2 separate regions of the Mus musculus genome follow, and region 1 is linked to region 2. A link is a loop called in an ENCODE intact Hi-C map of the cell type or tissue named here. Cell type or tissue: heart. All regions are shown on one strand.

Region 1 (8,000 bases), 55 kb before region 2:
TTATCAGAGGGAAGATCCAGTGACCCAGCCCAGAGTGACTGGAAGCCCAGCCCTCTCTCATCATCTGGACAAGTGGCATGATAGGTGCCAGTCACTCATGGCCTTTACAGACACACCCAGTCCTCAAGAGAGCCAACCTAAGTGAGTCTAGGAAGCAAAAACCCTGAGAGCCACCGTTGCGGTTAGAAACCAATCCTCTGGGAAGCTCCTCCCACCACGGTGGGACCGAAAACTAGTAGGTTCCTCATACTTCACAAAGAAACATTCCAGAGGGAAAGAGCCTCATCTTCTGGCCCCACCAGGGCTTAGACACTCAGGGAGGATTCACGAAGGCTATCCACACCCTTGGATGACGAACACTCCTGTTCACTGAACACCGGTTGCCACACACAGTTCTGTATGTATGTTTAAATGTCAAAACGGTACTGAAGAGGGCATTATGATCCTATGTTTATGGACACGGACACTGAGCTGTAGAGACACCATGTCCCGTAACAACGCTCACAGTGTAAGTGGCAGGCAGGGTCAGGATCCGAACTCAGTGACTGGGCTGGGAGCCAAGGGGCCACTGCTGTAGCAGATTTATACACAGGGGTCGGGAAGAGGTAGGGGGAGACAAGAGGGCAGGAAGCTAGGCTTGTGGGTAAAATAGCCATGGTCCTGTCCATGGGACAGGGTCCAGATGCCACCCTGCGGTAGCTGGGGCCCCACTGAAGGGGGTGCCAAGTAAAACACAGGAAGCTGGGTTAAATTCCAGGTCAACAAGTGGTTTTGTTGGGTAAATATTTTTTTCTTCTCTTCTTAAAAACAGTCAAGCCTGGGATACCTCTAAGATCCAACCTTATGGTCAGACCCTTTCCCCCTCAAACCCAATTGGCACCTTCAACTGACCCGCTTGAACCCCAAGTGCCCTTCAATCCCGGTCCCCAAACTGCTCATCTCTGCAGGTGATCTTAGGCAACAGATAAACCATCAGAAGATGGCTGGCGTTTACTGGAGAGACACGACTCCATTCTGTGGACAGGGAACCTGAGGCAGATAGAGACAGTGCGCATAGCCGGCAGAACTCAACCTACCCCCAGACCTCAGCCCTGTCACCGGGGCCCTGGGATACAGTACCTATGGCAGGCTGTGGAGGAGGGTTCGAGGAAGCCATCAGACAGGGTCCAGCTCAGTCTACCACCGTCCCCGCTGCTCACCTGTGAAAAGAAGGCCAGAGACGGTCAGATAACCTGAGGGAGGGGCAGCACATGAGCCGTGCTCCGGCCCAGCCGCACGCACGTTCTTCCCGGCAGCCCCAGAAAGGGCCTGGCCTCCATCCGGTATAAATCATTAACTTATAGAAAAACTGCCAACTGCATGGCAGAAATCCCCATCTTCCCAGAAGTCAATGCAGCCACAACCTGCCTTAGCCTACTGTCAAGGGGCTGGTCCTTAGAAGCCTGTGGGCCAACCAAGAAGATCTGTCCCATGTCCTCTAGCCCAGGGTTTGGGGTCACACTTGAAAAGCTGAGTTCTCAGGCTCTTGAAACCATAATGCCCTGGATTGGACAGTCACAAATACAGGGACACTTCCTCCTCGTGGTGTCCCCAACGCCACAGGCTCCTGTGGCTCTGACTTCTCACCAGGCCTCTCCTGTGCCCATGACAACAGGCACCCTCTCTCGTGTTGCTCACTGTCCTGCCCTATGGGGTTGGCCAGCTGGCAAGCAGCCACGGCCTAGGTACACAGTTATAGGAAGCAAAGGCTACAGAGAGGTGGTTGGCACAGGACAGGGACAGAATCCCAGGTGATACAGGTCAGTCCTGTCCCATGGAGCTTACACAAAGAGCAAGGCGGGCCAAGGGGGGATGGGCTCTCCAGGCTCTGGAGCAAACTTGCCAGATGTCCCTGACAGAGCAGGGAGAGGTGCCCTGTGCCTCTGATCTGGTAGCTGCCCTTCTAGACCTCCCTCCAGGAAGGGAATCAGGCCTGAAGAAAGAGCGGAGAGCTCCGTCGAGCCTGACCATGTCACCAGCTGGCTGTGGACCTGTTTTCCTTTTGTTTTCACCAACTAAAAATAGCTTTTATTTTTACTAACTGAGCAAATAAAAATGGAATGTGCACGAGTGACAGAAAAAGATTGTGGCGGGGACATTCATGGAGCTTGTGCGGCTCGGAGGTCACCCCAAGCCTGTCACACGCGCTTGTATAGGCTGACATGTCATAATATGAAAACGAGGTCCAGAATATGCCTGAAACTTGCCTAAGATCACACAGCTAGGAAGAGGCAGGATTCGAACCAAAGACAGACATTATTTGTGCTCCTTAAGGAACCATTCTGGGGCTGGAGCGATGGCTCAGTGGTTAAGAGCACCAGCTGCTCTTGCAAAGAACTCAGGGTTGATTGCCAGAATCCACACACGTGGCTCACAGCTGTCTAGAATTCCAGTTCCAGGGGATCTGATGCCCTCTTCTGGCCCCTGTGGGCACCAGGTACACAAAAGCACAAGCATGCATGCTTTCATGCTTGTATAAGGACATGCAAGTAAGCAAACACACTCATGCATGCACACACACACACACAAATTAAACACAGAGGCAGAGGTAGGAGGCAGGAGAGGCAGGAGAGGCAGGAGAGGCAGGAGAGGCAGGAGAGGCAGGAGAGGCAGGAGAGGCAGGAGAGGCAGGAGAGGCAGGAGAGGCAGGAGAGGCAGGAGGCAGGAGGCAGGAGGCAGGAGGCAGGAGGCAGGAGACAGGAGGCAGGAGGCAGGAGGCAGGAGGCAGGAGATGCAGAGGTAGATCTCTGAGTTTGAAGCCAGCCTGGTCTACAGAGCAAGTTCTAGGACATTAAGGGCTACACAGAGAAACCCTGTCTCAAAAAATAAAAGTGTTTCTCGAACAACCCAACATATTCACTAGCCGTCACAAGCTTGTTCAGTTGTCCTCTCCCCCCCCCATTCATGATACCATCTTCTATTTCAGCCACCCCAAAGAGCATGTCACCATGGCTCTCCTCTTGTCCCCTTGACCACAGGCTAATGCTCTGCCATGCTCCCACATGTCCTGGGGCACCGGGCATCTCATCCTAGGGCAGTGAGCCATCTCCCTCCTCTCCTCTAGAGGGACCAGGATGCCATGAAGGACCCTGAGGGTCAAAGTCAGGGGCTTGCCACAAATATTCCACCTCCTTGCTGCTCTTTATCATTAATGCTTTATGCTGACTGGGGTCTTCACTGACAGCCCTGCTTCCAAAACTTACACACAGCTAGGCACTGCCTGGGGATGTCAGGTGACCCCGGGGATCGTGAAGCATAGTCCCTCAAACTCAAGGACTGCTGACCACCGCAGCCTGTTCACACAGAAGCGCACGGACCTCTGTGCTGTTACCGTTTGGGTTTTGGTTTTGTTTAATTCTTTTTTAAAAAAATATTTATTTTATGTATATGTGTACACTGTCTTCAGACACACAACTATTACAGATAGTTGTGAGCCACCATGTGGTTGCTGGGAATTGAACTCAGGACCTCTGGAAGAGCAGTCAGTGTTCTTTACAACTGAGCCACCTCTCCAGCCCCTTTTTGTTTAATTCTTGTTGACTTCAGAACGGTGCACATAGAAATGGGATTTTTTTAAAGATTTATTTATTTATTATATGTAAGTACACTGTAGCTGTCTTCAGACACTCCAGAAGAGGGCGTCAGATCTTGTTACAGATGGTTGTGAGCCACCATGTGGTTGCTGGGATTTGAACTCCGGACCTTCAGAAGAGCAGTCGGGTGCTCTTACCCACTGAGCCATCTCACCAGCCCAGAAATGGGATTTTATTTGCTTTCTGGCACTGGGTTAGAACCCAAAGGCTTGTGTGTGTGTCAGATAAGCACTCTGCTATTGACCTACAGCCTCAGCTCAACCTCACCTTAAACATATTATCTTTAATTATGTGTGTGAATATGTATGTGCATATGTGTATATCTGTGTGCCCAGCAATCCTCTTGTCTCTACCCTCCCACCCCACCCCACCTCACTGCTCTACCCACTCACACACACAGAGCTAGAGTTATAGGCATGGTTGTGGCCACATCTAGCTTCTTGCATGCTGGGGATTTGAACTCAGGTCCTTGTGATCACACAGCAAGCACTCTGACACACTGGGCCATTTCCTAGCCCGACCTCCCTTCTCAAGCAGCACATAGCAGCGTTGTCCTTGCCTTAGACAATACCACAATTCACTCTCAAGCCATCAGGCCTTGGCTATACAGGCAGAGGCTGCCCTGGTCCCTTGCTGTTTTGAATATGACAGCAGTGGGCATTCGGCTTCCCTGCCCCACCCCCACCTGGGCCTTCTGGAGGTGAATTCACAAACCATCAGGGTTCACCCCTAAAACAACAAGTCGACAAAGATAAATTCTCAGGAAAGGGGTAATGTTACTCCATTTGCAAACTGAAGCTGTCCTGCAGGGCTCCTTTCAGTGGGCTCAAGCCCTCAGATCTTCCTCAGGAGCGAGCGCTAGGACCCAAAGGCAAGAAAACAAATGCCCATTGCAAGAAGGAAAAATGGAGGCACCATCACCCAGCCTCACAAAGATGGCGTGATAACAATGACATTCAGAGCCCTTCCCCGCCAGGCTGAGAAGTCCCATGCCCTCCCCTCTCCTGCTCCTCCTTCAGAGCCTAAGGTTTCTCTGAGACAAGAAAGCATGCGACAGTACTTACGGAACAAGAAACTTCCTCCATGTTTGCCATCTATGCTCACATCACCCCATCATTTAGAGAGAAGGAAACTGAGGCCAGAGACGTTAAGGTTTGCCCCAGGTCACAACACACAACCAAGGTGGGCAGCTGACAGAGCAGGACACAGCACAGGACTCTGATCCCAGGAACTCTGCTCAACACTCTGGCTACACTGCCCCCCTGGACTTAAGAGTTGGACTTTGGAGGCACGTGATCCAGGCTAAAAGGGAGGTAGAGCTGGAACCTCCTCCAAGCAAGGACATATGCTAGTGAGCCATATTCACACTCACGGGCTTGTGGCTGCCACTCTGCGCAAAGCTACTAGTCTCTGAAGGATGTGGGGGAAGTGAGGGGATGGGCTCACAGCTACCCACGGTGCCTCTACAGGCCCCCGTGCCGTGGGCAACAAGAAATACAGAGGACACAGATACAACTTCCAAAGGGGACTCAGGGACAATGCTCTCTGCCAGTAAGTCTTCTATTTGCTAAGACATAAAGCACAGGCTGTGACGACCAGTTTGTTTTGGAGTTGGGGCCCAGGCTAGAGTCCCATGTGACCACTGCCCAGCCCTGGTGTCTACATCTAGAGATAAGGATCTAGGACGTAGATCCTCTGTATTTTCCTGAGCTATACAGGCTCTGGAAGCTTCCTAGATGGGAGCTGGAGCCCAGGTGATTGTGCTGTGAGACAGGGCCAAGCTAGGCTTTCCCTGTGGCCGGCTCTCTTGAAGGGGAAGACATAGCATCTTAAAGTAGCTAGGCAAGGACAGAGGCCAGCCATTCCAGAACCTTTCTACATTTCTTTTCCTCTCTTCTTTTTCTCCTCCTCCTCCTATACCTCTTCCTCTTCCTCCTCCTCCTCCTTCTTTTTCTTCTTCTTCTCTTCTCCTCCTCCTCCTTCTTTTTGATTTTTTTGCTTGGTGGTTTGTTTAGAGACAAGGTCTCTTACAGCTAGACCAGGCTAGCCCTCAAGCTGTGTAGCTGAGGCTGACTCGGAGCTTCTGACCCTTCCACACTCACCTCCCGAGGGCTGGGATCACAGATGTGCACTGTAATGACCAGTTTATGCGATGCTGAAGGCTGAGCCCAGGGCTTTGTGCAAGTCTGGCAAGCACTGTGTACGGAGCCCTGTCCTCAGCACCCCTGGCTATATTTTGCAAGAGCAGTGCCAGGAGGGCAGAGCCAGGATAAAACCGTGATGGGCCAGTGAATACGGCAGGGAGTTCTTCCTCCCCTCAGCCCCTGTGCAGTGAGCACTGGGGAGGGAACGACAAAGAAGCTGGGTGGTGGTGTTGCACACCTTTAATCCCAGAACTAAGGAGGAAGAGGGAGGTAGATCTGTGAGTTCAAGGCCAGCCTGGTCTACAGAGTGAGTTCTAGGACAGCCAGGGCTACACAGAGAAACCCTGTCTCGAAAAAACAAAAGGGAAAAAGAAAGAGAGGGGCCTTGGAGGAAAGAAAAGAAAAGAGAAAAAGCAGCCACACAGTGAAAACCATCCACTTTCTTTCTGACACTAAGGTTGGAACCCAGGCTCAGGACTACAGGATCACAGAACACACCCTCAGCCAATCTACTGCCATTTTCTTCTTGTTACTACTTAAGACGGAATCCTATGTAGCCCAGGTTGGCCTCAAATTTACTATGTAGCTTAGGATGACCTTAAAATTCCAATCCTCCTACATTCGCCTGCCAAGACCCTCAGCACATCCTCAGAATTAGAAATGGACTCCAATGTGGCGCTGCTGCTAACCAGCTGTGGAAACCAAGTCCAAGGAAAGGGACGGACCTTCCCCTGTGGGCACAGCATAAGCCAGGCAGTGACTGTAAAGGCCATGGCTCAAAGCAGAAATCTAAATCTAGGTATTCCTGAGCATAAATCCCAGTTCTGGCCGTGCTACCCAAAGCAGGGAACACCTTTCCGGAGCAGAAAGAGGTCCTAATCTAAGTAAGAAGAAGAATTGGACAAGGAACAGCCCCATAGCCAGCATGGCCACCATTAAAATCAAAATACTGACCACGTGACATTCTGGTTGTATGATTATAGATTTGCTCCTCTTGTGGACATCTTTTAAAAATAAGCCTGACAGGCAGGTGGACCCCAGAGCTGCTCCTTTTCACATCACACTGTTCTTTGGGGTGACCCGCAGGGTACAAGGCAGAAAGCCTGGGCTCAGGGTGGGGGGAGCGTATAGGCCTATGGTGTATATAGGCCGTGTGGAGTTCAGTGACCGTCAGACCCCAGAGAGGAAGCATCCAGCAGCCTCACAGAGGCTCACTTTGACATGTCTTCCCTCCCAGCTAGTAACTCAGTCAGCTGGCCTGTGGGTTTCCCTGGGGTTTCCCCTCCCTCTGGATTTGAACCCTAAATACAGGTTGGTGGTGGTAGTGGCAGGTCTCACGAGTTAAACTCAGTTCCTAGGCACTGGCCTATATGTGAGGAACTCTCTGAGCGGTTCTCATCCCACTTCCTCCCTCGTGCACCCCAGGAAACACTCCCTGGGGGACTCAGACTTCAGGAAGGACTGGGAGTGAAGCCAGACACTGACAACAGTGGGGGGTGGTCCTAGGGAGGGGAGGGGGCAGAGTCCAGCTGCACTGACTACACCAGACAGCTTCTGGCCACCCTTAAATGACACAGGAAGCAGGCTGTGGCCCAGCCACCAGGCTGAGGAACTCCAGCCTCAGAGGCAGCAAGCGTGTCTGGCTTCTGGGTGCCAGAAAAACAAACAAACAAACAAACAAACAACAAAGCCTGGCTTCTGGATGCCAGAAAAACAAACAAACAAACAACAAAGCCAGTGGAGGTGGAGACCGGAAGGGCGGGTAGCAAGGAGCTAGGGCTGGGGCCACTGTCCTCAAGTGTCTCTAGCTTCCAGCTCTCATCAGATAGGTACTTGGCTAACTGGTCTCCCACCTCAGGAACCCCAGTGACTCTCCCACAGCTTGACAACGCTGGTCAGCTGCTTCCTCATCCAGGCCCTAAACAAGGCCCTCCCACATTAGCCCTTACCTGTCCCCTCCAGTCTCAGGTCTCAGTGGCTCTTGGCCTGTCCTGGAATTCCGCTGCCCGTGACAGCAGGGACCCGATTCAGACCTCTGGGCCTTGGTTCAGATGGTTTGTTCTCTCCAGATGGAATCCTCTCTCAATCGGCAAACTCCTACTAAACCTTCAAAACCCCACTCCCACTTTCTCCATTGAGACCCTTCCTTTGATTCACATAGTAGCTTCTGGGCCCTGGCTGCGGAGCTTTCTAAAAAAGACACATGGAGGTTCTGACTTGGGGT
Region 2 (8,000 bases):
TGGCTAATCTGCCCCTGGATGCGACCCCTGCTCACAGTTCCCTTTGACTTCAGCCACCAACTTCCCTTTGGGTTTTTGTGATAGTGTTTTGGTTGGGGACTTTTGTTTTGTGTTATTGGTTTTGTTGTTTGGTGGATTTGGGTCGTTTGCTTGTTTATTTGTTTTGTGTTTTTGACAAAGTCTCCCAGGGTTTAGGATGGCCTTAAAACTAAAACATAGCAGTGGCTGGCCTTGAACTCCTGATTTGAGTGCTTCCACCTAGGTTTAAAGGTGCAAAGTTTACAAGTGTGCACCACATGACTGCCCTCATCCTTGTATTTTATTTTACTTTTTGACATTTGTAGTGTGTGTGTGTGTGTCTGTGTGTGTGTATCTGTGTGGACTGGGAAGGAGGAGACAGAGCCTTCAAGTTTGGATGCCTGGGAAGCACGGGGTCTCCCCATTGCCCCCTATATCCTAAGTCATCACCTGCCTGTTCGGAATCTTGAAGGGGTAAAGAGTTGTGGTCAGGAGACACATTGGGTGATGGTCTCCGGGCTGCATGGGTGCACAGTGGGGCTCACCTCCACCTCCTCATTGGCTTTTGTAAACAAGGCTGAGCCTCCCTGTGTCGTGGAGACAGATACTGTGTGCTACCTTCATTTATGGGACAAGCCTTTGGGCTGGCCCAGAGGGTCTCCAACTCTCTCCACCCCTCCTGCTCAAATGGCGGCTTTGCCCAAGGAGAGCCACACGCTGTTCCTCTGAGCCCCGCTCCTGCCCTGAAGTGTCACAGCTTGACTTTAAGAACTCCTAGCCCTGGGTGGAGACATAACCAGACCTGCAGCCAGGGCCCCTGTAATCTTCCCTGTAAGGGAGAGATCAAACAAACCCAAGTTTGAGTCCAGCGTCTTTACCAGCCACAGGACCCTCCCTGCACAAGCCACTTGACCCCTTGACCTCTCTATGCAAGGCTGTAAAACGGGGGTGAAGACACTTAGCTGTGAAGACCATTGTGCAACGTGAGTGAGCTCAGTCACAGAGAGAAAGCACCCAGGTGCAGAGGAGCATTTTGAGGGGACAGTGGGGGTGCCCTTTGTTCTGTATATTCTATCAAACCAGAAAAACCTTGGACTTTAGTGTGTGGTATTGCACCTCTAATCCCACTCAGAAGGCTGAGGCAGGAAGATAGTGAGTTTAGGGCTAGCCTGGGCTACCTAGAAAAAATAATGTCTTAAGAATAAAAAAAAAAAAGGAGTTACAGAGACAAAGTTTGGAGCTGTGACGAAAGGATGGACCATCTAGAGACTGCCATATCCGGGGATCCATCCCATAATCAGCTTCCAAACGCTGACACCATTGCACACACTAGCAAGATTTTGCTGAAAGGACCCAGATATAGCTCTCTCTTGTGAGACTATGCCGGGGTCTAGCAAACACAGAAGTGGATGCTCACAGTCAGCTATTGGATGGATCACAGGGCTCCCAATGGAGGAGCTAGAGAAAGTACCCAAGGAGCTAAAGGGATCTGCAACCCTATAGGTGGAACAACATTATGAACTAACCAATACCCCGGAGCTCTTGACTCTAGCTGCATATGTATCAAAAGATGGCCTAGTCAGCCATCACTGGAAAGAGAGGCCCATTGGACTTGCAAACTTTATATGCCCCAGTACAGGGGAATGCCAGGGCCAAAAAGTGGGAGTGGGTGGGTAGGGTATGGGGGACTTTTGGGATAGCATTGGAAATGTAAATGAGGAAAATACCTAATAAAAATATTAAAAAAAAAAAGACTGAGTGTGGTAGCACATGCCCCTAACCCCCTGCACTTAAGAGGTGAGGGGTTGGAGCCGGGCGTGGTGGCGCACGCCTTTAATCCCAGCACTCGGGAGGCAGAGGCAGGTGGATTTCTGAGTTCGAGGCCAGCCTGGTCTACAAAGTGAGTTCCAGGACAGCCAGGGCTATACAGAGAAACCCTGTCTCGAAAAAAAAAAAAAAAAAAAAGAGGTGAGGGGTTGGAATAGGAGGCTCAGAAATTTAAGGCTAGCCTGGGCTACATGAGACCCTAGGCTAGGCTCAATGGTAGAGCATTTGCTTTGTGTCTTAGTTGGGGTTTTACTGCTATGAACAGACACCATGACCATGATCAAGGCAGCTCTTATAAAGACAACATTTAATTGAGGCTGGCTTACGGGTTCAGAGGTTCAGTCCACTATCATCAAAGTGGGAACATGGCAGCATCCAGGCAGGCATAATGCAGGAGGAGCTGAGAGTTCTAAATCTTCATCTGAAAGCTGCTAGCAGAATACTGATTTCTAGGCAACTAGGATGAGGGTCTTAAAGCCCATGCCCACAGTGACACACATACTCCAACAAGGCCACACCTCCAAGTAGTGCCACTCCCTGGGCCAAGCATGTTCAAACCACCATACCTTGTGCGTCCTGGGTGCTGGGATCATGGGTCTGCACCACTACGACTGGCCTTTTTTTTTTAAAAAAAACAATGTGTATGGGGCTGGTGAGATGGCTCAGTGGTTAAGAGCACCCGACTGCTCTTCTGAAGGTCAGGAGTTCAAATCCCAGCAACCACATAGTGGCTCACAACCATCCGTAATGAAATCTGATGCTCTCTTCTGGAGTGGCTGAAGTCAGCTACAGTGTACTTACATATAATGAATGAATAAACAAACAAACAAACAATGTGTATATGTGTATATCTGTGCACTTGAGTGTATGTATTTGTAACACGTGTGTGCCCCAGCCTATGAAGCCTGAAGAAGTCAGAGTTACAGACAATTGTGAGCCATCATGTGGGTGGTAGGAATCAAACCTATGTCCTCTGGAGCACCCAGTGCTCTCAATCACTGAGCCACCTCTCCAGCCCCATCTCCATGATTAGCTAAATATTGCTATGGAGACAGCCAGTGGGCCACCCTTAACTCTGCAGACAAATGTCACCAGCTAAGGACAGCCACAGAAGATGTTACTCCTCCCAGAACTGGCATGGTCCATGAAGGGCCAAGAAGGGACATGGGGGAGGGGAGGAAAGGACCAGAGTGGGCAGCCGTGGGCTAGCACTGGGAAGCGAGGAGGAAGGGCAGGAGCTGGCCGTATGAGCCTAGCCTCAATCTCACAAGGGCTGAGCAGTGGAGGAAGGAAGGAAGATGGGGTCAAAGGTCACAGGAAGAATCTCATGGACTAGAGAGAGTGGGGGTGGAAGTTCTCGGTCCTTCCCAGGAGAGGCTACTGATCTGGGTCCCCAGCCTCTTCCAGGGCTCACAGCGACTCCCCAAGACCTCCTGCAATCCAGCATGGAAGCTGCACTGCACAGGCAGAGGCCCATGGCAGAGCCCTGTCTCCATCCCCAGCTGGGTCTGTCCTACGCTGAAATGCACCAGGCCTTTCAAACTTCCCTCAGCATCCTTTTGGAGCTCAGAGTGTATGGAAGGCGGAGGGGGGGGGGTGTAGACTGGGAGGGGGACTCTCTGGAACTGCTTCTAGGAGCAGGATGGAAGGGGCTCAGCCCTAGGAGACCAGTGACTGCTGAGCCTGCATCTCTAATTGTGGGAACCAGTGCCCTTCACTCCTCACTGCGTTTCCTGAAGGAAAAAAAAAAAAAAAAACAAGGTCAAAGGTCAGACCACGAATAGGATGAGTCCAAGACACAATCTGCCCACTTGAAAAGGCAGCCCTGAGCCGGGCGTGGTGGCACACGCCTTTAATCTCAGCACTCGGGAGGCAGAGGCAGGTGGATTTCTGAGTTCGAGGCCAGCCTGGTCTACAAAGTGAGTTCCAGGACAGCCAGGGCTATACAGAGAAACCCTGTCTCGAAAAACCAAAAAAAAAAAAAAAGAAAGAAAAGGCAGCCCTGGGCTTCCCCATGGGTCAAAAGCAGGAAGAGCCATTTTTAGCTTGTCACTGTGAGGAAGGGCTCTAGCTCCAGGGTGGATGCGGCTGAAGGCACCTCAGTGTCAAAAGGCTACCTCCCCGATGTATCTGGCGCCCCCTGCTGGTCACCGGGGACACAGTCTCCAGTTCAAAGGTAGGAAGCAGCTGGCTGCAAACAGAAAAAAAAAAAAAGTCAGGGTGGGCGAGGCTGAACCGCCCCTGGGGTCTCACACAGTTCACCCCAGCTCTCATGGCCCTGGGCTGCCCCATTGACGCTGCTCACCTGGGGTGCTAACACACTCCTACAAACTCTCAGTGGGAAGGTCTACGTCTACAGGCAGGCAGACTCCAGACACTGTGGTCCAGGAGGCTGGCTTACAGAAGGCCGTGGGATGCCCTCCGTGTTCATTGGCACTATCTCTAGTGGAGCTGAGGTGTAAGGCCTGACTACCCTTGGCCACCATGGTGAGAGGAAGCGCCTTCGGAGTGCTCTGGTCAGCAACGGGACTGAGGCCCCACACAGCTGGCATCAGCTGCAGGGCACATGTGTAGCGCGGTGCTTCTAGATGGATCCAGCACCAGCCACCAAGTCCCCAGCCTTCAAATTATCCCCACTGACGACCCAGACACTATAGAGCAGAGGCAAGGTGAACTCACTGTGCCTTGAGTGATAAAACCGTTCATCCTACACCATGATGTTAGGGGTGGAGCAGGCTCATCACAAAATAAGTAAATGGAGCTGAAGATGAAACACAGTGGGTGAAGGGCTAGCCTCGGATACGCAGAGCCCTGGGCTCAATCCCCAGGGCTGCATAAACCAGGGCAGGCAGGCCTGCACTCCCAGCACTCAGGAAGTAGAGACAGGAGCATGAGGGATTCAGGCTCATCCTAGCTACACAGAAAGTTTAAGGCCAACCTGGGCTACATGAGACCCTGTTTCAAAAAAAACCAGCTGGGTGGTGGTGGCACACGCCTTTAATCCCAGCACTCGGGAGGCAGAGGCAGGCGGATTTCTGAGTTCCAGGACAGCCAGGGCTATACAGAGAAACCCTGTATCAAAAAAACAAAAAAACAAAAAACAAAAAACAAAAAAAAAAACAAAACAAAACAAAACAAAAACCAAAGAATAGGGCTGGAGAGATGGCTCTCAGCAGCTAAGAGCACTGGCTGCTGTTCCAGAGGAGGACCTGGGTTCAAACCCAGCACCCACAACCATCTGTCATTCCAGTTCCGGTAAAGCCTACACCGTCCTCTGGCCTCCACGGGTACCAAGCTCACCCATGGTATATAGATCCACATACAGGCAAAACACCCATGTACAAAGCTAGGTAAATAAATACCCTTAAAGCAAGGAACAGAGGCTGGGCAGTGTTGGTACACGCCTTTCATTCCAGCACTCAGGAGGCAGAGGGAGGCAGATCTCATAACACTAGGGTTTGGGAGGCAGAGGGTCCTGCTTAGGGTTACTGTTGCTATGACGAAACACCATGACCAAAAGCAAGTTGAAGAGGAAAGGATTTACCCCTCCAAAGTCAGGGAAGGAACTCAAGCAGGGCTGGAACCTGGAGGCAGGAGCTGATGCAGAGGCCGTGGAGAGATGCTGCTTACTGGCTTGCTCAGCCTGCTTTCTTATAGAACTCAGGACCACCAGCCCAGGGATGGCCCCACCACAGTGGGCTGATGCGTCCTTACTTACAGGCTTCCCTACTGCCCAATCTTATGGAGGCATTTCCTCAGTTGAGGCTCCCTCCCTTCTGATGGCTAGCTTGTGTCAAATTGATGTAACACTAACCAGCACACAGAAGCAGAAGGGTCTTCAAAAAGTTCAGGGTCAGCTTGTTCTATAGTAAGTTCCAGAGCAGCCACAACCAGGTAGTGAGATTGTGTCTAAATTATAAAATAAAATTTCTATTTTGTTTCTTTTTATTATTGTTGTTGGTGGTTGATTGGTTTGTGCAGCTCCTGCCTTCTGAGGGTTAGGATTGTGTCTAAATTATAAAATAAAATTTCTATTTTGTTTCTTTTTATTATTGTTGTTGGTGGTTGATTGGTTTTTGCAGCTCCTGCCTTCTGAGGGTTAGGATTAAAGGTAAGCACTACCACTGCCCAGGTTCAATTTTATTTCTTTCCAAAGATTTGCTTTTTTTTTTTTTTTCTTCAGGAGACAGAGGCATCTCTGAGTTTAAGGCCAGCCTGGTCTACAGTGTGCATTCCAGGACTGCCAGGGCTTCACAGAGAAACCCTGTCTCGAAAACATAACAATAACATACACACACAACCAACAACAAGATATATGTACTTGTTTTTATTTTATGCATCTGAGTGCTTTACTTGCAAGTACATATATGTACTACATGGATGCCTGGTGCCCTCAGAGCCAAAAGAGGGTGTTGTATCCTCCGGAATTGGAGTACAGATTGGTGTGAGCTGTCACCTAAATGCTAGGAATAGAACTGAGATCCTCTGGAAACCCAGAGTGTTCTTAACCTCTGAGCCATCTCTCAGGACCCTAAAACACACACACATGCACGCGCACACGCGCGCGCGCGCACACACACACACACACAAAACGGGACCTCACAATGTAGTCCTGGCTGATCTGGAATTGCTATGTAGACCAGGCTGGCCTTGAACTCACAGAGATCTGATGGCTTCTGCCTCCCTGGTGCTGGGGTTAAAGGTGTGTGCCCTGATGCCTTATATCTAACAACAATGCATAAAACAAAAAGTCTAATTAATAACAAAGCAAAGGCTGTTGATGAACCTCAGTTGCAGGGTGTTTAACCTAGCTGGCGTGAGGCCTGCATGTGATCCCCAGTATGTAAGTGTTGCAGGGATTTCCCTGCCCAATTACATTAGTGCAGAGGAAGCCTGTGATTGGACAGGGAAAGGGAGGCAGAGATAAGAGTGGCAGAGACAGAGAGCATCTCAGGGGAGAGAGGAGGGAGGATGGAGGTGGACGTGAACCCGCCACAGTTATTATATCATAATTGGGATAAAGCTTTTAGCATTATCAACTCGCTCTGAAATGATTGCATTGGCATCTTGTAAACTGTGACTTGATTGACACATAAATCTGATTGATTAACTATAAGCTTTAAGAGTTTTAATTCTCGGGGCGTGGTGGCACACGCCTTTGATCCCAGCACTTGGGAGGCAGAGGCAGGCGGATTTCTGAGTTCAAGGCCAGCCTGGTCTACAAAGTGAGTTCCAGGACAGCCAGGGCTGTACAGAGAAACCCTGTCTCGAAAGAAAAATAAAGTTTTAATTCAGGCTGGAGAGATGGCTCAGCGGTTAAGAGCACTGACTGTTCTTCCAAAGGTCCTGAGTTCAAATCCCAGCAACCACATGGTGGCTCACAACCATCTGTAATGGGATCAGATGCCCTCTTCTTGTGTGTCTGAAGACAGCTACAGTGTACTTACATATAATAAATTATTCTTTTAAAGATTTATTTATTATTGTACATGAGTTCACTGTAGCTGACTTCAGACACACCAGAAGAGGGCGTCAAATCTCATTATGGGTGGTTGTGAGCCACCATGTGGTTGCTGGGATTTGAACTCAGGACCTTCAGTAGAGCAGTCAGTGCTCTTACCTGCTGAGCCATCTCTCCAGCTCCCAATAAATAAATTAAAAAAAAAAAGTTTTAATTCTACTGGGTAATTGGGTGTTGTGATGGCTGACCGTGGGGTGCGTGGGCATTGTGTGGTAGCGAGAGAAACTCAGGAGTCCCTGCCGAAGAGTTGGAGAGTTGAGAGAAGCAGGAGATTGGAGAGTTGGCAGGTTCATTTTTAATATTTCCCGCAACATGTAAGTAAGGGGGTTGGAGCATGGGGGTGCACACCTTTAGTCCCAGCACTGGGAAGCAGAGGCAGGTGGATCTCTGTGAGTTTGAGGCCAGCCTGGTCTACAGAGCAAGTTCTAGGACAGCCAGGGCTACATAGCAAGTCAGAAGAAAGAGGAGAAGAGGAAGAAGGGAGGAAAAAGGAAGGGAGGGAGGAAGGGAGGGAGGGAAGGAGGGAGGGAGGGAGGGAGAGAGGGAGGGAGGGAGGGAGGGAGGGAGGGAGGGAGGGAGGGAGAGGTTCTCTCCTGGATGGAGCAAACCAAACCAGCCCACAGAAGTGGGGTGT

Evidence for each region. A loop is a pair of places that touch in the nucleus more often than their neighbours do. Peaks named below come from ENCODE experiments on the same cell type or tissue, not always from the same donor. Only the 100,000 strongest peaks of a DNase experiment are listed, where the experiment ranks them.
Region 1: it touches region 2 in a loop (2.5-fold over the local background); 8 of 42 quality-filtered maps call a loop at or near these places.

The regions. Positions count from the first base shown.
Region 1 is chr4:140,615,794-140,623,793 of GRCm38, forward strand. Arhgef10l (Rho guanine nucleotide exchange factor (GEF) 10-like) reads right to left here. Exons shown (of 29, transcript NM_001290803.1): 2 at 1,120-1,199. The coding sequence starts at 1,156. Among named protein-coding and RNA genes, the nearest start is that of Gm42335, 15 kb to the left of the region's middle. In heart, CTCF peaks have their summits at 2,444 (motif pointing left), 3,112 and 3,749; DNase peaks (open chromatin) are centred at 568, 1,818, 2,398 and 7,218; H3K4me3 peaks cover 110 bases; H3K27ac peaks cover 4,449 bases.
Region 2 is chr4:140,670,570-140,678,569 of GRCm38, forward strand. No RefSeq gene overlaps it. Among named protein-coding and RNA genes, the nearest start is that of Gm13025, 5.2 kb to the right of the region's middle. In heart, a CTCF peak has its summit at 3,993 (motif pointing left); DNase peaks (open chromatin) are centred at 3,128 and 3,942; H3K27ac peaks cover 833 bases.